2 separate regions of the Homo sapiens genome follow, and region 2 is linked to region 1. Evidence: chromatin loops called from intact Hi-C (ENCODE). Cell type or tissue: tibial artery. All regions are shown on one strand.

Region 1 (8,000 bases):
TGAGAACATTGCTATGTGTTTGCATTGTGGTAAAGTAGCCATTTATTCCACTTTTGGGGGGATATTTATTTTAATTCTTACACAGTTCTTGGAAGTAGTGTTTTGACTCATTGCCACCTGGTTTCCCAAAGAATAAAATATCTGATTGGTTGTTTTGGATAGCTATAACTGCTAAGCTCTTTTAGCTGATTAAGGAATTTTCTCATGTGGTAACATTCCTATCTTTTGGGATGTTACATACACTGCTTAAGGGCAAGAAGCATTTGGTTGTACTTTTGCATGTAAAAGCATAAGGGCTGTGATGCATGAACAGTGTTACCGGTAGGTGGCTGAACTGAGATGAGCTTGGGACTCCAAGGAAGCCTGGGATACACGGTCAATACTTATATCAATCCACACTTAAAGAGAGCCACACAAAAGCAACTTGATTTCAGATTGTCGTACCAAGACTCTAGGGGCAAAAGTTTCCTGTGAGTCAGAAAAAGAAAAAAAAAATCACAGGAAGTCAAAAGATTTGGACTACTGATTCTTTGTATCTAGGTAATCAGAATTCAAAGTCAGGATTTCACAGAAAATCCTGTGTCTAGTCTGTGCAATTAACCAAGGTGGCCCTATATTGGCTGTGGGTGAGTGGTACAATTGGATGAAACTTTCCTCCTCCTCCCTCACAAAAAGGCTCTGTCCCTTGTCCTTTGTCAGCTTTTAAGACACAACTTATCCCTCACAAAAAAGAACATATTCTATGATTTTTATTTGTGCAAACTTCTAAAACAGGACAAAACTAATATTTGGTGAAGAAAAAACAGTGGCTGTCTCAGGGTAAGGATTGACAAAAGTGGAGTGAGGGATCTTGCTGAAGTGATGGTAACTTTCTATATCTTGACAGGAATTTGGTTACACAGTTGTGCATGTATTTGTCAAGGCTCAGCAAATGTTACAGTTTGTGTGTTATGTTGTATATACATTTTATATTTAAAAAGCTGTTAGACACAAATATTGAACTCTGGTTAATGATATACATGCTGAAACATTTAGGAAAAGTGTAGTGATGAAATTTACTTTGAGACTCATCAAAGATAACATGATTTGATATATACATAGAGGATGGATAGATATGAAAAAGCAAGTATAGTGAAATGTTAATGGTAGAACATTCAACATTGCTAAACTTTTACAACTTTACTATATGTCTGAAATTTTTTGCAATAAAATATTTGGGGAGAAAAGACTCAACTCAGGCATTAGTTCCCTCAGTATGTCTTTCCTGACCCTCACCTCTATCTTTACTCTAGGAAAATGTGGGTTATTTCCTTTCTTTGAGTGCCCTGTAATGCCTAGCACTTAATTTCATTGCATTTTAGTTATCTGATTGCATCTGTCTCCTCTATCAAACTGTGGACATCTTGAGGATAGGGACTATGCAATTTACTTTTGTATCTGAAGCACTTGTGTAGGCACATAGTAAGAGCTCAATAAATAAAGTATTTGAATAAGTGATTATAAACATCACATTTTTTCCTGATCGCAGAGGATAGAGAGCCGGCCAGTACAAGAACAAGTAAAGACAGATATCATGAACCATAGAAATCACTGATAAAGTAGAAATATAAGAAATATAATATAGCATGCAGTAATTATGGCTTGCTCCACAGAAAGATGGAAGAAGGAAGAAAAATGTTGAGGGACCTGTTGAGAAAGCAGTAGTGGATGACAATTTGAGGACATGCTATTAGATGGAATAGGAAATCGCAAAACCCAGGATTGTCTCTATGGACAATGGGAAAATGTAAAAACAATTTACAGAGGTGAGGAACATGGCCTGAGAACAAGGCACAACTATACTGAAGCCTAAAAGGCACCTTGCAGGACAGTGAGTGACATTTTTCCCCCTTCTACATTTGTCTGCAAGATTTTTCATTTGCCTGCACTGATAAGTGGAATTAGAGGCTGTATGATTTGTTTAATGATCCAGAGAAAGACCCAGTGTAACAGTCTCGTTAGAGCTTCACTGAAGCATTAAGCAAGTGCCAATGTTAAGGTCTTTTTAGTTTAGTCTATGAGCACTGATTACTGAAACAAAGTTGAGACTGTGTGAGCAAAGCGAAACGAGGAATTGAATAATCAATCAACCAAACTCCAGGTAACTGGTCATTCCACGCAATTTACACACACAACAACCGTACATATGATTCTTCCTCAAGAGCATATTTTTATAATTAGCTCAATGCTCCCTGATATTCATTCTTTGAGTATCCAAATAGTGCCTACTGCTCTTCAACCTTATAGGTAGCTTTATTCATGTATCACTAGTGAAAACTACCAATCATTAGCTACAAGTGAATTGCCTCATTTATACTATCTGTTACAGTGGCACAGCTATAATTTTCCTATATCACTGATCTTTATTTAGTAATCTACCTTATTCAAATATTCAGTAACCTAAAACCAACTAACCAATTTTGCTTATAATTCCAAAATATTATCAAAATGGTGAGTTGCACATCCTAAGTGATGTTTGGTGTCCAAATATTGATACAAACAACATTGTGCCTGTTGTTTCAGGTTTCTTTATGTTTGGTTTTAAATATACTTTATCAATTAGTTTGACCACAGTTTCAAATAATAATTATATTTTTGGATTAATGGGGAACTCTGCATTTTAGGGTTAACCTCTTGTTTCTTTCAGTTTCCAGAAACTGTTTTCTTCAGTTTCTCAGAGACTGAGATCTCAGTCTCTCTGTATGATTGTGTGTATGTTAACAGAGTCAGAAACAATGGAGTTCACCTATTTCAAAGTCCTAATCAATATAAAATCCTCCTACAGCATTTTTGTCAACAGAACTATTTCTGCCAACTTTGTTTTTCTAAGTAGCAGAAGTATATGATTCAGGGTTACTGGAATTGTATGATAGAGTCTTACCTGGAGCTGAAGAGTTGTATTCCTAGAAAGCTTTTTGAAAAATGCAGCCTTTCCTGGATGAAAGCTGAGTGACAAAATGACTCCCAGAACTCTCTTTTGTTATGACCATGATCAACCGGAGAGTGAAACATCTATCTTACCTATCAGGCGGCTAAACAAAGCAACAATTGAAGGTTTAAGAAAAGAGGCAGCTAAACTGTTGGATTAATTATACTTTCTGTACTTGCTTGGGGGGCGGTGATGGGGTGGGGGAAGATTTCTTCCCTGCTTACCTAAATAGACATGGGCTAAGATTCTATTTTAGCTGGCTATAATGTACTTACTTGGAAATAACTTCCTAACATATGACTCCCCTTTCCCCACTATTAATCGTTCATCACAGAAACAATGAGGCCATGGCAGAGATCATTTCCTTCTCTGTCAGTGGTTGACTGGGTGGGTCTAATCAGGAGTTTGGAACCAGGGTGAGGAGAACCTGACTCAATTTCTTTGAGAGACTAATTTTTTTTTTCTTTTTTTTGAGACAGGGTCTCGCTTTGTTGCCCAAGTTGGAGTGCAGCGGCGCACTCTCAGCTCACTGCAGCCTCGACCGACTGGGCTCAAGTAGTCCTCTCACTTCCGCTTCCTGAGTAGCTGGGACCATAGGCATGCACCACCATGCCCAGCTAATTTTTGCATTTTTAGTAGAGATGAGGTTTCACCATGTTCCCCAGGATGGTCTCGAACTCCTGGGCTCAAAAGATCCACCCACCTCGACCTCCCAAAGTGCTAGGATTACAGGCGTGAGCCACCGTGCCTGGCCAACTATTCTTAAAATATGTAGGCTCAAAGCCTCTGGTGGGCATGATCTTCCTTTACATGGAGCAGAGATGTAGAGACAGCTATTACACAGAAATGAGAGTAAAGCGAATGTGTGGAAATTATCAGGTTGGTGTAAGCGTAAGTGCAGTTTTTGCATTACTTTTAATGGCAAGAACTGCACTCACATTTGCAGCAAGCTAATAGAAAACGAGGTGAAAAGAAAAGGGGTCTGAGTGAGAAATAATTCTGGACAGCATCCCGTGCTCTAGTTCTGGTACCTCTCAAGGCCATACTGCACTTCTGACCTTTGATTCTTGAAACAGTGCTTTATGCTTAAGCTAGCTGGCTTTTTTTTTTGTTGTTGTTGTTACTGGCAACCCAGAGAGTCCACAGTAGATTAGTTCAACATGCAACCTAAGAATTTACTTAAATTTCTGAACGACTTACGAGAGATACCAAAGAGATAAAAAGATAAAATTTTGCTTTGGATTAACTTAAAATCTTATTGGGAAAACAAGGCTTATGTTTATGACAAAACTCTGCACAACAATGCAGCATATTCCATAATGAGTATTTTGGGACATAATTATGTGCAGTAGAAAATGGAGAAATCTGTGTGGGCTCTAGCAGTGAAGGAAGAGATTGGAGGAATAATCTTTTATGTTAAACCTTGAATGATGAGTAGCATTTAGTTAAATAAAAAGTGAAGTGTGTTCTAGATTAAGAGATAAAGTAGCCAAGAATGACAGTAGTATTTGCAAGACTATAACTAAAGATGAAATTTGAGATGAAAGATGAGATTGGGTTGGGAGGGTGGAGTCAGATGACGGAGAGGCTTGAATTCCAAAATGAGGGATTATTTGCACTTTCTGTAATCAAGTAAAAGAGGAGTTGCAGACACTTGAGTAGTAGTGTAAAGTGACCAAATCTGTGTTTAAAAAGTTGAATCTCGCTGTGGTATGTTGTATAGTTTAGAGGCAAGTGTACTAATTTGGAAGATAGTTTATTTCTTACAGTTATTAGAGTGAGGTGAAAAATAGGACATGTGGAAGGAAAAACATAGTAACTTGAATCAGTGCTTCTCAAAATTACTGTATGCAAGAGTCACCTGGGGATCTTCTCAAAATGCAAACTTTTATTCAGTAGTTCCAGACTGAGGCCTGAAAATCTGAATTTCTAACCATCTCCTAGCTAATACCTATGCTGCTAGTCTGTGGATCGCACTGTGAGGGGCCAAGATTTGAAAATGATGATCTAATCTGGTGTGATGAAGGAAAGTAAAAGAGTCAAGGATGACCCCAAGGTTTCTAGTGTGCTACAGTTGACAGAAGAGAGAGAAAAAGGGAACTGGAAACATCTATTGAGTGACTACTGTTTGTTATTTTCTTTTATCCTGAGGCTCCATCTTACAAATAAATTCATTCATTCACCTAACACTTATTTCCTGAGTACCCACTAAGTGCCAGGCATTATTGTAAACCCTGTGGATTCAGTAATGAATAAAACAACTTAATAAGAAAACTCTGCTCACGATTTAAGGGGGAAGATAAATAAAATAATTAAAATATGTAGTATTAAAATTGGGAAAACCAAGTAAATAATCTTAAGTAACGTAGATATAACTTTGGCTGAGTCTCAGTCATACCAGTCACAGTGAACAACTTCTGCATAACACAGATATGACAGATTTACAAGACAGTCAAAATATATGTTGAAACTAAAACTATTTTTAAATCCTTTGAAAGGATTTTACTGAGTTAATAAAATATTGCTGAAAGGTCTAGATATTTTAGATGTGTTTCACTTGAACATATTTTTAATGAAAGCATGTACAAGAATGTGTAATGGAATATTTTGCAGCTTTTACAGTCATTCATCTCAGAACAAACATCTGTCTTGCTATTCAGTTGATGTATGGGCTAAGAGCTTATTTCCTATTTATAAGAGGCCTGCCTATACATTCCTCTTTGTTTCTTACCATAGATCACACAGAGGCATTTCTTTCCAAATCCACTGTAGAAATGTATTTCTATAGTAAATTGTAGGAAACACTATGGGATTAATTATTCAAAGAAAACAAAGAAACAGATTAAGAAATTTATGCTTGTATGTATATATCTATCTACATTTGTACTCCCACCATCTATGAATCTGTAAAAAAAGAATAAATAAAATGTAAACGGAAGCCTATTAAACAATAATTGCTATAAAACAATAGTTTCTCATCTTCAAAAATTTATATTTAAAAATTGCTAAATGTATCTTTGTTCACTAAGCACTTTAATTAACATCTATAACATGGTGATTATATTATTCAACATTTAAATGCTTAATTTGCAATCTGGAATTGCAGGCATTCCCTGATAAAGATATATTTTCATTTGTTGCATTTGTATTTTTAGTAGAAGGCAAAAATAAGAAGATACTTATATGGTAATATGATACTAGATCTGTAAACAAAAGTTTTAGTCACTCTTTTCCACGGCACTTGAGATTTAAAACACGGTAACAGTATTTTTATGTGTTGAAATGTCGGGTATTTTCATGTTATGAGAGGTTTGAAGTGCTGTACCTGCCATCTACTGGAAGTCTATGGGAGGTACATTTCCCTACTAGCAACTTAAGGCCTCCAGAGAGTCTAGAAAATGCTATCAGTGCTATTGAGGAAATTGTATCACAGGCTGTGAGGTCCTTTATTGCTGCTAAAGAAAATTAAAGATAAAATTATCTCATTAATCACTGGTTAAAGTACAAAATGGATCCATTTAAATTTCAGTAGGCGAAGTATAAAGAGTGGTTCACTTTTGAAATGTTATGGTTACTAGAAGGCCAGGAGCAGAGACTAACAAATGTCCTTCCCAGCATTCTTACTAAAGACAGCGCTGTAGCCCTGGAAAAATACGTGCATAAATTATAACTATTGCAAGTAGCTCTTAGCATCTAGGGTAGCCAGGCTTCTGAGATCTTCTCTAGTAACTTCTGTTTAATATTTCCGGGCTCATCTGGATTGTGAGAATAAGGGTAAGTGTACATGCAGGAGAAGACAGCATAAGCGGAGACTAGCTGAAATGTTGAAGTACTGCAAAGAATGAAACACCATAGTTAGTTCTTGAAATACATGCTTTGTGACTATATTTAATTCTTTCAACTATGCTCTGGGTTAGAATAGTTAACTCCAGATGTTCATATAACCTAGACACCTACAATTCCAGTTTCCTAGACTTTTCCTATTCAAATAATGTCGGTACATTTTCTTATCCTAAATAATTTAAATCTATCTAATGGCTCTTTTTTTTTCCTGAGTTAAAGAAAACAAACAAACAAAAAAGAAAACAAATACTAAGGGTTACTTAATTCATCTTTTATGAATGACTTTAAAAATTATGATTAGATAAACTTAAAAACATAAAATCTTTTAGCTTTTAATCATTCTGTACTTTCTGGTAACTAGAATAAATTCTTAGAAGTAAGCTCTAGAATGACATGATCATACTCATTTACAGTGTGAGGGTTTCATATGGATAAAGATTAATAGTGGCACTAAGAGGTAGAATAATTTAACTCAAGGTCATGCAATTTAGTGGCAGAGCTTAAACTATAATCCAGGTTGTTTTACTCTAGTCACTTGCTATATCTACTACCTTGTAGAAAATTGAAAGATTAGTAAACTGATGATTGCCTTGAATGTAATTATAAAATATATATCGGACTTGAAATTAAAATAGGCATGCCCTTGAGCAATTGTCATGTGAGAGAAGGGAAAGTAGGGGAGGAAGTATGAAGACATTTGCCAGAGGTGTCCTTGGCATTCTTTGAAATTCAAACAAGGAGATCATTCTCCGCGTCAGGGTCTCAGACTTAAATTAGGCCTCCCTTTACTTAAGCATACTGGAGAGAACACATAAAGGCAAAGGTGTCTGGGATTAGAGAGAAAGTTAGAAAGACAAGTGGCAGCCAGATATTTCTAAGGCTAAGTGATGACACAGTAGAAAGTCTATGTCTAGCAATATGACAGATTGAAGACCCTGAAAATCCTACTGTAAACACCTGTAAGTATGGGATAAAAACATAATGAGCATTGTTTAAAACGCATAGCCAAACTCACAAAGAAGTATGTAAAATCCCCTGGGGCTAAAAGCAAGGAGAAAATGGAAAGACAGATTAGTAAATGGATGCTGACACTTTGTCAGCTTGAGTTGGGAGTTGGGAGGAGTATTAGTCAGTCTTGCTATTGAAGGGAGTTGAATGAACATGATGGATCGAAAGACAAGGCCTTGGA
Region 2 (8,000 bases), 450 kb before region 1:
ATTTAAAACCTGTAGTGAAAAAAAAAAACCTTAGTGAATTTCAAAAGGAGATTATGCCTTTTTCTTATTGTTACTGACATTTATTCAGTGTCAAAATAATGACTATAGCAATATGTGGAAAAAATACTTAAGAACGGTTCAGAAAAGGGTGTCAAGCAGATACATCAGCCCATAATAAAGCCATCAGATAGGCATTCATCTTGGCCATCATCAACTTTTTGTCACTGTTGTTCAAGTTTATTCTAATATAGTTTTGCTGGTATTGTTGTTAATTAAATACTGTATATAAGAACATGGAGCCATTTTAACAGGAACATCTTTAGGCCACAACACAGATGGAGTCATGCAAATAACTAAAATGACCACAAGGTGGCAAAGTATACAAATCTACATCATTCAGATGGGCTCTTCCAGAAGAGAAAGTGTCTTGTAGCAAGCGGGTGGGGCTGGGGAGGGAGGGGGGAGCTTTTTTATGATTGTCTGCTGGCTAGAGAATAGCAAAATTATACTAATTTCTCAAAAATTGGTAATTACCCCAAATTCCTAGTACTTGAAATGATGTATCATGTTACTATTCTAATTTATTATAAATTTTTCTGTTTTAGAGCAAAATTGAATTTCTTAAATCCCAAATATATATTTTAAAATCAAAATTATTGGGTGTCTTTCACAGCGTTTTAAATTCATTTGATATGTATACACGAGTCAATCGGAAAATGGGAGTTATTGCTCTACAAATTCAGAACCATTATGTGATTATATGATTAGTACTAGTTATCACAAAATTACAGCTATTTATATTTCAAAAATTTTTAGTTTGGAGCAGCTAGATTATAAGACTTCTTCTTAATATTGTTGTTTCCAACACTCTGTGATCTTTTATTTTCCCTATAATGTAGTTTGAGAGATCAATTAGTTTTCTTTTTTTCTTTTTTGAGATGGAGTCTTGCTCTGTCACCCAGGCTGGAGTGAAGTGGCATGATTTCAGCTCACTGCAACCTCTGCCTCCCGGGTTCATGCCATTCTCCTGCCTCAGCCTCCCAAGTAGCTGGGACTACAGGCGTGCACCACCATGCCCAGCTAATTTTTTTTTTTGTATTTTTAGTAGAGACAGGGTTTCACCATGTTGGTCAGGCTGGTCTAGAACTCCTGACCTCAAATGATCCACCCGCTTTGGCCTCCCAAAGTGCTGGGATTACAGGTGTGAGCCACTGTGCCTGGCCAGTTTTCAATCTAATATTTAATAATCTACATCTGAAGGCCTGACCTCTTGAGTCCTAGATAAGAAAATCTAAAATATCCATTTGGATGTGCCATACATAATTTATAATTAATATATTCAAAACTGAGCTCATTGTTTTTCTCCCAAAAGACCTCCTCCTTTCATCCGATTTCCCTCCTGTTAACCCAAGGCTGAAACCTGGGACTGCTTAGTATCTATTCTCTTGTTTCTCTGCACCCTTCATCATCTGGATCCTACCCACTTCTTTGGTCTCTACTTCTCCATTCCCTTTCCCCAAACTTAACCATATTCTCCCACCCTTCTTTGGCTTGGCCTATGCTACTTTTTGTTATCCGGCTACTACTCCTGGGGTTGTAAATTGACATACTTTCTGGAAGCTTTTGGCATAATGTATTAAATACCTTAGAAAATTCATATTCCTGTATTTGTCAACTCCATTTCTAAAAATGAAGTCGTGAAAAAGTTGATCTAACATTTTGTAAATATTATTTATAATAGAAAAAAACAGAAAACTTAAAACTCTAAGAATGTTTTGCAGTGGCCAGGCATGGTGGCTCATGCCTGTAATCCTAGCACTTTGGGAGGCCAAGGCGGGCCGATCACTTGAGATTGGGAGCTTGAGACTAGCCTCACCAACATGGTGAAACCCTGTCTCTACTAAAAATACAAAAAATTACCCAGGTGTGGCGGCGCATGCCTGTAATCCCAGCTACTTGGGAGGCCGAGGCAGGAGAATCACTTGGACCCAGGAGGCGGAGAGTGTAGTGAGCCGAGATTCCACCACAGCACTCCAGCCTGAGCAACAGAGCCAGGTGACACTGTCTCAAAAAAAGAGAGAGAGAGAGAGAAGTTTTCGCAGCTATGTAAATGGCATTTTCAAATAAATACTTTCATGGAAAATGTTTGTGATGTAATATTAAGTAAAAAGCAATGTTAGAATAAAACTGTTAAATGTGATCTGCTTTATCCCCCCAACAAAGAAAGCTCAGTCAACCTTCACACCTAGACCTAACCCAATAGCATAATTGCACTTGGCACATGGTATTATAATTATCTTCATTTTTATTTAATGTTTCTCACACCATTCTTCCTAAACAGATAGTCTATGGATCACTTTATCAGAGCAATATGTTGTTGTTTTTATATATTCAAATTCTGAACTTACAGAATTCAGCCAGACCCATAAAATTGTCAGGAACTTTGCTATGCCTTTTTCTAGCTTTATTAGGTGATCTTGGTGATTTCATTTATACCCACTGATGTAGCATAGCTATTTCACAGAATGTTAGGGTTAAATTAGTTACCTGTGTGAAGCAGCTAGCACACTGAGGAGCACATTATATAATTAATCTTGCTCCACTTTCACCCTGACTTCTCTACGTCTCACTCCACCATCCCACCCTTCCTCTCACTCCCCCACACTTCACTACACTATTTACTGCCCCCCTGTTATCTCCATTGTGACTGACTGTCCTTTATTCCCGGAGTGATGGGTCTAAGAGCACTTGTGGGGCCAAAGGAAAACGTTATACAACAAAAGCTGGGTAGAAACTAGAGCACAAGATACACTATGTCTCAGTAAGTGAATGTAACTGGAATGAGGAGAAGGTATTCTGCTAGTGGCCAAGGACGCTGGGGTAAAGCAGAAGTCCCACCTTGACTGCCTCTGTCTCAAGACAACAGGAGAAGTAGCCACGCCGGGAACACTGACAAAATGCAGCCTCCTAGTCTCCATGAGGGAGACTACACAGAGTCCCAGAGACTCCAGGAGGTCTCCTTTAGGGGGCCTCCACAGAGACAGACCCCAGGAGGCTCCTAAAAAGCAAGTCTGACTTTTGAGGAGGTAACGTGAGAAACCTTCTGAGATTTCATAAACGGATTGAAAGGAGCCTGAATCCAAACCAGCTCGTTGGCATTGTCACTTTCTCACTGTACGTTATTTATTCTCTCTACTCAGTTTTCCCATCTATAAAATGGACATGAAAATGATAGAGCTGTTATGAATATTGCAACACTTAATGCATGTAGGGTGCTGACAGTGGCTGGCACATAGTAAGAGTTAAATAAAAGCATGCACACATTATTGATGGGTGGATGTCAGGACTGGGGGTCCCGTGATTTTGCCTGTGGCTATTAAACCATGGACACTCCATGTTGGTTATTGTTTCGATCATATCCTTTGGTTAATTCCCCATGCTCATGTAGTCTCAGGAAAATGATGAAGCAAATTATTAAACCAAGTTAAAATCACTCACCTTTGGTCTAAATAGGACACTCCCTAGAGAACTGGTCCATAATTCAATAGAGCAAATCTGTTACATTTCAGTAACAGAATTATTAAAGCACAATGATCTCCTCAGAGAAAAGGTCTTGAAAAGATTAATCTTCAACTGAATGTTCTAAACAAAAGCAAGATTTAATGTTCCAGCTTTTGTTCTTGAAATAGAAACTATGATATACTTTTTCCAAATGAATATTAATGGATATAATTAAAAGCACATTATGATCGTCTACTGATTTACTCTGAGAGTGGCTGAGAATTCTTTAGACCAAAACTTAACTTACATATGTAGGCATTGAAAGACTTCAAGTTGCTTGTGTGAATTATGTTATAATATAAAAGGCAATCAATTTTAGTTTAATTAGCCAACACTGTGAAATTACTGATATTCTGATATATCTGTGATATTGTAAGTCAAGATTTAAGAACTTAATGTTCTCTTATCCCCTCTTAATCTCATCAAAATGGGAACTTCTGCCAGTATAGGAAATAATATTAACCTATAGAAATTTGTGTTGAAATGAGCAATTCTCCAAATGAATTCAGGTGAGTTTTAATTACTTAACTATGGACTTTCTCATTTAATTTTAAAATATATGCATTATATTTTATAATTAAAACTAAACTTATTTGTGATTATTTTATTCAAAAGGTTTCAACTCTAATTGATTTTACCTGTGATGAAAGTTTTTGCGGCCAGACACAGTGGCCCATACCTGTAATCATAACACTTTGGGAGGCCAAGGCAGGCAGACTGCCTGAGCTCAGGAGTTCGAGATCAGCCTGGCCAACTTGGCAAAACCCCAACTGTACAAAATATACAAAAATTAGTCGGGTGTAATGGCATGAACCTGTAGTTTCAGCTACTTGGGAGACTGAAGCAGGAAGATCTCTTAAACCCAGGAGGTCAAGGCTGCAGTAAGCCAGGATCACGCCACGGCATTCCAGCCTGGGTGACAGATTGAGATCTTGTCTCAAAAAAGAAAAAATATTTGCTAAAAAGTATCCCTAAGGAAAAAAAAAAAAGAAAAAAAAGAGATTGCTTTCAAATTTGTAGGACACCGTTCTCATTTCACTATTATAATTCACTTAGTAGATTGTTAGCTTTGTTAAAATTATTATATATACTGAAATATAACCAGATTTTTAAAAATTATTTTCTACTTACCCTAATTCCACCAATTTAGTAAAACTTCACTAGAAAAGTTCATTTTTCCAACTCAGTTTATTATCCATTTTCTGAGCTGTAGTGGTTTGATTTGTGTTTCTCAAAAAAGATGTATCCACAGCCTAACCACTTGAATCTGTGAATGTGACCTTATTTAGCAAAATGATCTTTGCAGATGTAATTTAGTTAAAGGTCACAAGATAAGGCCATTCTGGCAGGGTGGGCCCTGTGTTTAACGGCACATGTCCTTATGAGAGACAAACAGAAGAGAGACAGATAAGAAGGCCATGTAAAGACTGAAACAGAGATTCTAGTTATTCTGCCGTAAGCCAAGGAGCTCTCGGAGCCACCAGAAGACGGAGGAAGGAAGAAAGGAATAATTCTATGCTGGAGCTGTCAGAGAAAGCACAGCCCTGCTCACATTTTTATTTTGGACTTCTGGCCTGAAGCAACTGTGAGAGAATATGCTTTTTTTTTTTTTTTTTTTTTTTTTTTTTTTGAGACAGAGTTTCACTCTTGTTGGCCAGGCTGGAGTGCAATGGCGTGATCTCGGCTCACCGCAACCTCCACCTCCAGGTTCAAGAGATTCTCCTGCCTCAGCCTCCCAAGTAGCTGAGATTACAGGCATGCATCACCACACCTGGCTAATTTTGTATTTTTAGTAGAGACAGGGTTTCTCCATGTTGGTCAGGCTGGTCTCGAACTCCCAACCTCAGGTGATTCGCCCATCTCAGCCTCCCAAAGTGCTGTGATTACAGGCGTGAGTCACCACCCCCGACCCTGCACCTCTGTTGTTTTAAACCAAGGGTGTGGTAATTCATTAAGGCAACCTAGGGAATTAATACAAAAGCAATTTCTAAAAATTAAATAGAAGAATTAGTCTGGCTATATATTTAAAGATTGTCTTTTTACTTAAAAGTCTGTTAATATCAGATATCCTTCGAAAAAATGATTTCAATGAAATGTTAACTGAATTGATTACAAATAAATTCAATATTTATTCCATATTCAAATTGCTTATAGCTTATTACAAGATAAAATGTGTAGCAATATTTGAAACTAGTTTTCTAAGAGTGATTCCCTACTCTGTTCAACTCTCCATTTTTCAATGATGTTTCATTTCTAAAAACAGTTTTAGGTGAGACAAAGTTACCACTTTCGGTATCACTTTAACCTCACCATTGATTGGCCTAGCTGATCCTAGCTGTTAGGGTAGTAGAACGATTCTCCCTTCATAGGAAGATGAGAGGGTCCATGAAGAGATTATTGACTCCTTTTCTGACCCCAGTCCTCTTTTTTCCCTACCGTACCATTGGACATAGTTTGCCATGAGACAAGGGAGGGATGAAGGGAAACAGGGAGGGAGGCAGAGAGAGAGGGAGAGAGAAAGAGAGAGAGAGAGAGAAATGCTGAGTTCCTTTGTCTGAGAAAAGTAATGGGAATTGAGATGTGGACAGCTAGATGAAAACAGAAATAAGAAGTTTGTGGAAGCAAGTTTGACCTAATGAGGAGTTCCCATAATTGAACAAGCTAAAGGCCTTTCAAAGAGAACAGGATGTCTAATATTTCATATCATTTTGTGTGCTGTCACATAAGCCCATATCATTATCCTTGAACAAATAATAACAGCTAACACTTATTAGATGTTTATTGTATATAGGCAGTTTATATGTATAATTTCACTTTATCCTCTTAATAGTTCTATGAGATACAAACTGTTATGAATCCCAGTCTTCAGGAAAGGTTTACAAAATGCACATGCCTCATGGAAGTGGTAAGTCAGGAAATGAAGGGAAATATATTCCCTTTGGGTAAATATAGATTAGAGAAAACACAAGGGAGATAATTTTATTTTTGCAAGCAGGAAGATATGTCACAGTGGGAGAAATATCAAGACTACCCCAAGAATCCCCAAGAAATCCTAGATGAAACATTGTGTTTCCTATCTTAAAAAGGATACGTGCTTAATTTTTGCAGGATAGAGTGGCTCAAGAAGACTGAAAGACTTGAATAGATTCAGGCAACTGATATCTGAAGGCTCTAAAGCAACATCAATGGACTAGTTCATAGGATATGACATATATAATGAATGAATTATTTTTCTTTTCTGTATTCTATGACTCTTATTAGTATTTTGTCCAGTGCAGATTGATACATTTATACATCCCATTTTTCCCCAATTCTGAGAATAATTTTTCTTTTTTTACAGTACAGAGATTTGAATCAATTAGAATTTTTAAATCTTGAACAAATTTTGATAAGGTTTTTCCAATTAAATGTTGTTGTAAAATTTTATTATAAGGGGCCGGGTGTGGTGGCTCATGCCAGTAATCTCACCATTTTGGGAGGCCGAGGCGGGTGGAACATTTGAGGTCAGGAGTTTGAGACTAGCTTGGTCAATATGGTGAGACTCCGTCTCTACTAAAAATACAAAAATTAGCCTGGCGTGGTGATGTGTACCTGTGATCCCAGCTACTCGGGAGGCTGAGGTAGGAGAATCGCTTGAACATGGGAGGTAGAGGTTGCAGTGAGCCGAGATTGCACCACTGCACTCCAGTCTGGGCAACAGAGCGAGAGTCTGTTTAAAAATAAATAAATAAATAAATAAATAAATAAATAAAAATTTTACAAGGAACACAGTCTCCACAGAGTGAGTTTTGTCTCTAAAAACACATCGCATATTTGCAGTAATACATTACTTTACATTAAGCTCTAATTCTAGATACGTAAGGGAACCTCCAGAGAAGTGAGTTGATTCTCATGTTTAACCAGACACCAGTGTTTATATAATATGTGGGTGAAAAAAAACTATTAGTAGGTATTAGCTGAGTTTATTATTCATTCATATACTATATGGGTAATAAAAAGACTATTAATGGGTATTAGTTGAGCAGATTAAATTGAAGGAGTGAGAGCTGTTTGTTAGTGGCCGGGTTGAGATAGTAGGAAATAGTGAACACTCACTGAGTTGCACTGGCCTTCCATTCCCTCTCCTTTGTCTTCATTCCTTTTTATCTTGCAAGGTTTGAGAGTACAGCGCTATGGTGCTCCAAAGGGACATCCAACCGCCTGAGAAACCTGTAGGGGAAACATAATCCCCATCGGTTCTTAGCTGGACTGGACTCCTATCACAAAAGGCAGATTAATAAGAGAAACACAGAAGTATATTAACATGTATATTTCATATATACATAGGAGACATCCAGAGAATGAGTAGTTTTCAAAGAGGTGGCTTTGAATTCCAGCTTATATAGCAAATTCAACAAGGAACAGTAAACTCGTAGATAAATGACAAGGCAAAGGAAAAA

The links. Hi-C counts contacts between places; a loop is a spot of excess contacts. Peaks named below come from ENCODE experiments on the same cell type or tissue, not always from the same donor. Only the 100,000 strongest peaks of a DNase experiment are listed, where the experiment ranks them.
Region 2: a loop joins it to region 1, with 11 times the contacts of the local background. A loop is called at or near these places in 88 of 110 quality-filtered maps.

Annotation. Positions count from the first base shown.
Region 1 is chr14:29,999,016-30,007,015 of GRCh38, forward strand. No RefSeq gene overlaps it. Among named protein-coding and RNA genes, the nearest start is that of PRKD1, 75 kb to the left of the region's middle. In tibial artery, a CTCF peak has its summit at 6,281 (motif pointing left); no DNase peak of the experiment used is centred here.
Region 2 is chr14:29,548,688-29,556,687 of GRCh38, forward strand. No RefSeq gene overlaps it. Among named protein-coding and RNA genes, the nearest start is that of PRKD1, 380 kb to the right of the region's middle. In tibial artery, a CTCF peak has its summit at 329 (motif pointing right); a DNase peak (open chromatin) is centred at 4,443.